Regions from separate parts of the Homo sapiens genome. Here region 2 is linked to region 1. A link is an interaction called in ENCODE POLR2A ChIA-PET data of the cell type or tissue named here. Cell type or tissue: GM12878. All regions are shown on one strand. Links, peaks and the distances in the headings refer to the core of each region. The heading gives the core; the rest is flanking DNA.

Region 1 (4,398 bases), core at 263-4,262:
CTAGCTTAGGTGAGATAACACTGAGATTCGAATCATATCTAGGTACCCACAATGGCTAAGTCTAATCATTTCTTGGTTATTATCCTGATTTTCTCTTCTTTGTCAATGTATAATATCACAAAAGAGCAAAGGTAAGCACTGAGCAATTCAGACTTGTTCCAAGCTGTCCGAAGGGAAAGAATTCTCATGTCTGACTTTGAATAGCACCATTATTAACCAATATTACTATTTATTGAATTGTTATAAAGTCTACCTACTCTGGAAATGTCCTTGCCAACCAGGTGCTAAGTGTACCCTTTATCATCTGGTGGGAAGTTGCAGGCCAGCTTTGCCTTGCACACTCCTGGAGAATGGGAGGGGCATGCATGAGGCCCGAAGAACCCCAACCATTTCAGTGGAGATGCTGGTGGCCCAACATGGTGAACACTGTCTCATCCCCCTGCCCTGAGAGTAGGCTCTGCTACTTGTACATGGTTCTAACTGTGAAGGCCCTGGGCCTTTTAAAAACTTTTTTTGAGACAGAGTCTTGCTCTGTCACCCAGGCTGGAGTGCAGTGGCACAATCTCGTCTCACTGCAACCTCTGCCTCCCCGGTTCAAGCGATTCTCCTGCCTCAGCCTCCCAAGTAGCTGGGATTACAGGCACCCGACACCACGCCTGGCTAATTTTTGTATTTTTAGTAGAGACGAGGTTTCACCATGTTAGCCAGGCTGGTCTCAAACTCCTGACCTCAAGTGATCCACCAGCCTCGGCCTCCCAAAGTGCTGGGATTACAGGTTTGAGCCACCACGCCCAGCCTTAAAAACTGTCTTTTAAAGCTATTCATTAATTTATTGGACTAGATCTCACACACACACACACACGCACACACAATTCATGAGGTATGCAGTGAACAGGTATATAGTAAAAATTGTGTCTCTCCACCCAGTTACTCAGTCACCTTCACCAGAGGCCACCACTGTTATCGACAGTTATTTTAGTTTTGAGGAGAGCTAAGGAACTCAGACCTAAAATGGAATTAGGGAAGCTATTTAACCTCATCGATAGAGACAGAGCCTGGAGTCAGCAGCCTGCATTCAAAGCAAGGCTTCGCCGCTTCCTGACGTAGAGCCTGGCTGACAGGCTTTATCTCACAGGGCTGTTGAGATAATGAAATGAGCCAGCCGCTGCAAAGTGCTTAGCCCAGGCACCGTGCATTTCTACCTTCAATACGTGTCAGCTGTTATTAGCTACGGGGTGGTGGAGCTGGTGGAGGAAGGTGGGAGGGAAGGGTGGGGCATATTTAATCCTTTCTGGGGAAAGCCCTAAGCCCTCATTATACCAAGGGTAGAAATCCCTAGGAATCTGTTAGAAATGCATGGTCTCAGGCTCCTCCCCAGACTCGCTGAATCTTGACAAACTCCCCAGAAGAGAAGCACTGTCCTGTATGAACCTAGAGCCCCTGAGGGCTGGGCCACTGTCCTGTGTGAACCTGGAGTCCCTGAGGGCTGGGCTGTGGCATCCCTGCCCCAGGGGAGACGGTGCTGCTGTCTCTTCATTGCAGACATGAGCCCTTAGACTTTGCATGATGAAAGCTCATGACAAACGCTACCTACTCCCGAGCCCCCAGCTTCCTATTCCACATAAGATCTCCTAAGCCCAATAACCTGTGACCTCACAGATGAATGGAACATGTCCTCTTTCGTCCTGTAGCTCCACGGTAACCTGAGAGATGGCCTGGAGGCAGGGTGGCATGTTGTTTTTAAAGTGATACAAGAGACACAGTGGAGACCGTCCAATGAGTGGCATGGCTGCCAGGATGCCAACTGGGACACTAAAGCCCTGGCAGTGGGGGCTGCCCAGCAGGGCTGGCCACTAGAAATAAGGTCTGTGAGGGTTGAGGGCCGAGAGGCTGGAGGGGCTCATGGGTGACCAGTGCTGCTGTTTGCCACTTGTTCTAAACCAGCAGACCATGGCTAAGAACACTGCCATACAGGAAGCCGCCCTTCCTCTAGGGCAGAATCACACATGATGGTGGGGGAGGCGTGTCATTAGACATCGTCCAAACCCACAGAATGGGCACCACCGAGAGGGAACCCTCATGTAAATCATGGGCTTTGGGTGATGGTGATGTGTCAATGTAGGTTTACCGATTGTGACAAATGCAGTCTCTGATGCCGTGTAGATAGTAGGGGAGGCTGTGCATTTGTGGGAGCAGGACATATATGGGAAATCTCTGTACTTCCTGCTCAATTTCTCTGTGAACCTAAAAGTGCTCTAAAAAAGTCTATTAAAGAGAAAAAGAATTATATATAAGAATTACGTATAAACTATAGTGTGTGTGTATATATATACACATATATATACGTGTGTGTGTGTGTGTGTGTATATATATATATTTATATTTTGTCATTGGATTGTATTTATAGTTTGTCATTGGATCAGCTGTAAAAGAGGAAAGAAAACCAACATTGAGGCCCAGGGCAATAGCTTTTAAAAAATTACAATAGAGCTGAGTACATGCAGTCCCAGCTACTGGGGAGGCTGAGGTGGGAGGATTCCTTGAGCTCAGGAGCTTCCAGGCTGCAGTGAGCTATGATCACACCACTGCACTGCAGCCTGGATGACAAAACGAGATCCCGTCTCTAAAATATATAAAAATAATCACAATGACAACAGAAATCACTTAGAGCTGGACTATCCAACCTGGGAGCTTTGAGCCACATGTGGTTAGTGAGGCTTGAAATATGCCTAGTTTGAAGGAGGAACTGAATTTTTAATTTTAATTAATGTGCATGTAAATTTAAAAGCTGATATATGTGATATTGTTAGGGAGAAATTTTAATAGGTTTGGAACAATTTGGATATGTGAATCTACCCTTCCAAATTAATTTCATGAACTCTAAATACAGATCAAGTATTTCCAAAGAATAATTAGCATCCAAATTGAGATATGCTATGAATGGAAAATATACACCAGAGTTTGGAGACTTAATACCAAAAAAATGTAAAATATCTCATTAACAATTTTTATATTTACATATTGAAATATTTGGTTATACTGAGTTAGTAAAATATATTATTAAAGTTCACTTCACCTGTATCTTTGTACTTTTTAAAAATTTGGCTTCCAAAAAAAGTAAAAGACGTAAGTGTCTTACCATCATACACTGCTGGTAGGAATGTAAAATGGCATAGCTGCTTTGAAAACCAGTGTGATGATTCCTCAAAAGGTTACACATCGAGTTACCCAGCAATTCCACTCTTAGGTACTTACCCAAGATAATTTGAAAACATATGCCCACAAAATGATCTCGCACATAAATGTTCATAGCAGCATTACTCGTAATGGCCACACAGTGGAAACCACCCAAATGTCCATTAACTGATACATGACTAAAACCAAACCTGGTGTGCCCATAAAATGGAATATTATCTGGCCATAAAAAGGAGTATTGATAGATTCTCCCACATGGGTGACCCTTGGAAACATTACACTAAATGAAAGAAGCCAGACACACAAAAGCCATCTACTGTATGATTACGTTTATACAAAATGTCCAGAACAGGCAAATCTATTCAAGACAGAAAGTATAGTAGGATTTGCCAGGGGCTGGGGGAAGAAGGGGAGAGGAAGTGACTGTTAATAAGTATGGGTTTCTTTCAGGTATAATGAAAGTGTTCTGAAATTAAATAGTGGTAATGGTTGGTTGCACAATTTGTGATTGTACTTACAAAAAATTACATACTTGGCTTGCATTAAATTTCTATTGGACAGCACTAATTTTAATGAGATAACTATTTTCTTTCCCAACTGTGATTAGTGATGGTATATAATCTAGCCAAAGCTAATCAACGTGGGGTGATTTTTGCCCCCATCCCCACCCCATGGGACCTGTGGCAGTGTCTGGAGACATTTTTGATAGCCACAACTGGGGTTGGGGTGAGGGGAAGAGATCGCTACTGGCCGGGGATGCTGCTAAACATCCTACAACCCACAGGCAGCTGCCCGGAACAAAGAATTATCTGGCCCACAATATTGTAGTGTGGAGGTTGAGAAACCCTGCACTAAAGGCTGCTCAGAGGATCCCTGCCCCAGCTACAACATCCTTTGCCCCAGCTACAACATCCTTTGCTCCATCTCTGCTGCTTTGACTTCCCAGGGGTCTGATTCAGGGTGTGGCCTTCTCAGAAGACTTTCTCCTGGAGTCCACCCCATCACAGTCCTCAGGCCAGGAACTCCTAGTGATTCTGTGGACTTGGAAACTTCCTAAGAAGAATCCTGAAAGGGCCCGGGGATTCTATAGTTGATTGGCTATGGAGTCTCTGACTCAGGCCTGACCTTCTGAGGCTTCTTGAGTCCCCAAGTGTGATACTCTCCACAAAGCTGGCTTCATGCCAGGTAGATTGCCATTTTTCT
Region 2 (4,398 bases), core at 304-4,303, 57 kb before region 1:
AAACCCTTACATGATGGAAAGAAAAGTAGGCACGGCCTGGGATAGTCAATGCCAATAGCAAGAGGGTTTGATATGGTTTGGCCATGTCCCCACCCAAATCTCATCTTGAATGTAGCTCCCATAATTCCCATGTGTGGTGAGAGGGACCCAGTGGGAGATAATTGAATCATGGGGGCAGTTTCCCCCATACTGTTCTCATGGTAGTGAATAAGTCTCAGGAGATTTGATGATTTCATAAGGGGCTTCTCCTTTTCCCTTGGCTCTCATTCTGTCTGTGGCCTGCTGCCATGTAAGACGTGCCTTCCGCCTTCCACCATGATTGTGAGGCCTCCCCAGCCACATGGGACTATGAGTCCATTAGCCTCTTTTTCTTTGTAAATTACCCAGTCTTGGGTATGTCTTTATCGGCAGTGTGAAAATGGACTAACACAGGGCTCAAGGGGCATGTGTTTAGTTCAAAGCCAAACTTCAGACATATGATTTCTCATTTCCATAAAGATCGTTTTTCAATTCAGGACTGAAGGTTTTCTGGGTGGTCAGTGTTAGACCCCGGGAAACAATCCTGAGTTCTATGTAGACACTGAACCAATGGCCTGGCGAAGCAGACATTTGGAACACGTGGTCCTTGGACTCATCCTAACTGCTACCCACTAAACCATGGTGGGGATAGGTGGGGGATATCAAAACCAAAACAGTAGAACAGCTACCTGAGCTTCCCACTCTGGTTCAGCAAAAAGCAATAGGCACCCATTGCAAGCATATGGAACCCTTTTTTGCATGTGCCTTTCCAGCAGGAGGGGTAGGGAGGGTAGCTAGGGAGCCAGGGAGGCAAAGGGAATAGACTATCCCACTGTTTTCCACTGTGAGGGAGGATAAGAGCTGCCATCCCCTTCTGTAGTGGAAAGAGCCACCCTCTCTCACTCTACCCCCAGTCTCAGCCTGCATCCTGAACCTCTCTCAGGTCTAGTGGAAAGTAAAGCACTTCCCTGATGCCCAGAGTGTGGATTCCCTCTTGACCTTTCCAGAATCTGCATGCCCTGACCACGCACCAATTCCATTCCTGTCTCCTTAGGGTGAGGGTTATGGGCACTTGCTCCAACGCAGTGGACCTCTGCCAGGACCTTACCCGTGCAATCTAGTGATGACATTTTATCCCATGGCCCATAGTGCCACCCCACCAGTGTGTCTGCACCTGCTAGATGCCTGGGTCCTGCCTCCTGTGCTCTTGCCCCTGCCTCTTGGGCTCCATGGGCCGGGCTGTGAGCACTGGCATTCCCCACCTCCAGCACGTGACTTGCCCATGGAGGGCCCTGGCAGCCTAGAAACCAGTTTGGGCTGTGGAAAGAAAAAAACTCAGCATCCCCCTAAAGCCAGCCATGAGGATCAGATCTGCTGGCCACCTACTTCCGTGGTTCCCCACCCAAGTGGAGTGCTGTTTCTGAGGCCCAGGAAAAGACAGCTAAAGGATTAATGCTCGGATTCAGCGTTATCTGCTGGGAGCATGGCAAAAACAAAGGACGTGTTGGGATTCAGGCTGGTTAGGCAGACAGAAGCCATGAGGCCTGCTTTTCTGCAGTGCACCTGTGAGCTAAATTAGACATGGCACTTTGGGAGAACCAGTGACCATTTTAAAAGTCTCTTTCGCAGTTGGTAACTAATTCATCTCATTCTTTCAAAGCCGCTAATAACTCAAACATATGTAGAAATGCTTCACATAGCTTTTATTGCAGGGACTATGCTTTGAAAAAAAAAAAAAAAACCCACCAAATTGCAAACGCTGTCTCTGGACATCTTGTTTCATGGAAAATTGTATTTTAAAATTACAGCTCTAAGCCGTATGGAAGTCCAATTTGAAAAAGTCATTTGGCAAAAGGTCCTTGAACTTGGAGAATTGCTTTCCCTTGTTTCCCACAATTACCAGCTGTCACTTACAGTTTAGAAAGACAGAATATAATTTTTAAAAGAAAACTTCCCCCTGTCAGTTTAATGATTTGCCAGCAATTATGTCAAGGTTACTAGGAATCTCTAGAGTCTAAAGTTAAATCCTAGTGTGCAGCTATCAAGCTGAGTTGGAGATAACAGTAATCTACAGGTTGTTTCTAACAGAAGAAAGGAAATGAACAGCATTAGAAGTTCATTCTCCACTTGGCTGGGCACAGTGGCTCATGCCTGTAATCCCGGCACTTTGGGAGGCCCAGGCAGGTGGATCGCTTGAGGTCAGGAGTTCAGACCAGCCTGGCCAACATGGTGAAACCCCGTCTCTACTAAAAAATACAAAAAAATTAAAAAAAAAAAAAAAGCTCATTCTCCAGAATTCAAGGTCTTGAGTTTTTTGGGTGACAGCTTGTTAGAAGGCGTGGTAGTCTCACCAGCATGCAGGTCTCAGGTCCAAATCACAGGCTCATCTTTTACCCCACAAACCTGCAGGACCTGGCATAATCTTCTAAATGAGCAAATGCAGCCAGGAAGAATTAACTTTTAAAAGTCCAAAAGGGTGGTGATAGAATTTGAGTTTAATTCTAATTCCAGTGTCTCTGTAAAATTATAAAAAGTGGAGTTTCCTTAGAGAATAGATGCGCTATCTCATGCCACAATGACAATGACAGTAAAAATATTTTTTGTCCATCAACAGAGAGTAAATAAACACCATTACTTAATGCCACACCACCACGTTAAACCACACACGTCATTTACAGAGAGATGTGATATTCCATTACTGTTGTTTACTAGTACCTGGAAGTGAAACTAACTGTGCATGAAGCCCTGGGTGCTGCTTTTCAGCATGAGAGCTGAATTTAATACAAAATTAATTCGCAAGGAGAAAAGATGGGGGACAGCAGCAATTGCACAGCCAGAGTCTAAATAGAACAAACAGCTGTCTGTTAAGACCATATGTTTTGTGTGTGTGTGGCAGCAAAGTCTCTTCAAAGAGTGAAGTCTGACTTAAATTTGCAGATTGGCTTCATCTGCAAGGCGGTAATGTTGCATTTCCCAGCTGGCTTGCAAGGAGTCCTTCCAAGGGCTTAGGAGGAAGAACCGTACACATACCAGAGCCCTCTAACATCAGGAGAGACTTGGAAAGGTCTGGAAGTAAATATCTTGCAAATTTGCTAAATTGTTATTTGTGGAAAGAACTTGGAATTCAGAGTCAGAAAATGCGGGTTGGAGTCTTGGACCCCTCTACTTACTAGCTGAGTGACAGCAGACAGAGACAATCACGGTCTCCAGGCCTCAGTTTTCTCTTCTGTAAAATGGGGATCATAATATCTATCTTCTCTGCAGGGTTATTATGAAGATTAAGTAAAAATAATAGAAAAAAATGAATGGATACAAAAACTGATGAAATCCAAGTCAAGTTTCTAGTGTAGTTGATTATATTCTGCCAATGTCAATCTCTTGGTTTTGATAATGTACTATAGTTATGTGAGATGTCACCATTAGGTGAAGCTGGTGAAGCATACGTGGGAATCACTCCATATATTTTTACAAATCCTTGTGAGTCTATAATTATTTCAGAATAAAGGCTGGGGCACAGTGGCTCATACCTCTAATCCCAGCACTTTGGGAGGCCAAGGCAGGAAGATCACCTGAGTCCAGGAGTTCAAGACCAGCCTGAGCAACAAAGTGAAACCCCATCTCCACACACACACACACACACACACACACACACACACACACACACACAAAGAAAAAAAAAAGGAAAGAAAAAATTAGCCAAGTGTGATGGCATACTCCCGTAGTCCCAGCTACATGGCAGGATGAGGCAGGAGGGTCACTTGAGTCCAGGAGGTTGAGGCTGCAGTGAGCTGTGTTTGCGCCACTGCACTCCAGCCTGGGTGACAGAGTGACACCCTGTCTCAAACAAATAAAAAAAAATGGGTTAAAAGAAATAGGAACCATTTATTATGTGGCAATGCTGCAATAAGCGCTTTACTATCTCATTTAATTCTCAAAACAACTCTGTGTGGAAGTTACTGAAGCACTGAGAAAGGTAATTTGCCCACAGGCTACCAGGCTGGAAGTGGCAGTGCAGGGAACAGAACCCCAAGGTGGTCTTGCTCTTCAACACCATGTAATAGCTAGAGCTTGAGATCCTCATCTGGGACAATATCTGACATTTGGTAGGCAGAAAATAATATAGTTCAGATTTTCTTAACAGCAAACAGAAATAGGAAACCCCTTGCAGCAGAAGCTGCTGGTGCCTTACCTATTGCCCACACCCCAACCACTTCTGTGCACCTGGCTCCACCTCTTAGTGCCACACCAGCATTTCTCTGCTTAAGAACTTTCTCTGATCATGTTTTTTATCCGGCTTAGCTTGCCCATGTGGGCAGGTGACAAGTGCAAGGGAGGTAATGCCCCCACCCAGAGCAGCCGCCAGCTGGTGATCCTGGTAGT

What was found. ChIA-PET counts read pairs that join two places held together with the same protein. Peaks named below come from ENCODE experiments on the same cell type or tissue, not always from the same donor. Only the 100,000 strongest peaks of a DNase experiment are listed, where the experiment ranks them.
Region 2: POLR2A ChIA-PET joins it to region 1 with 7 read pairs; 2 of 35 experiments call an interaction of 5 or more read pairs at or near these places.

What each region holds. Positions count from the first base shown.
Region 1 is chr18:58,555,325-58,559,722 of GRCh38, forward strand. The region is part of intron 4 of ALPK2 (alpha kinase 2); the gene reads right to left. It overlaps ALPK2-AS1 (ALPK2 antisense RNA 1), which reads left to right and starts at 1,698. Exons shown (of 2, transcript NR_188108.1): 1 at 1,698-1,864. In GM12878, for the core only: no CTCF peak of the experiment used is centred there; a DNase peak (open chromatin) is centred at 2,027; H3K4me3 peaks cover 610 bases; H3K27ac peaks cover 2,723 bases.
Region 2 is chr18:58,498,496-58,502,893 of GRCh38, forward strand. All of the region lies in intron 11 of ALPK2 (alpha kinase 2), which reads right to left. Among named protein-coding and RNA genes, the nearest start is that of MIR3591, 50 kb to the left of the region's middle. In GM12878, for the core only: no CTCF peak of the experiment used is centred there; a DNase peak (open chromatin) is centred at 2,717.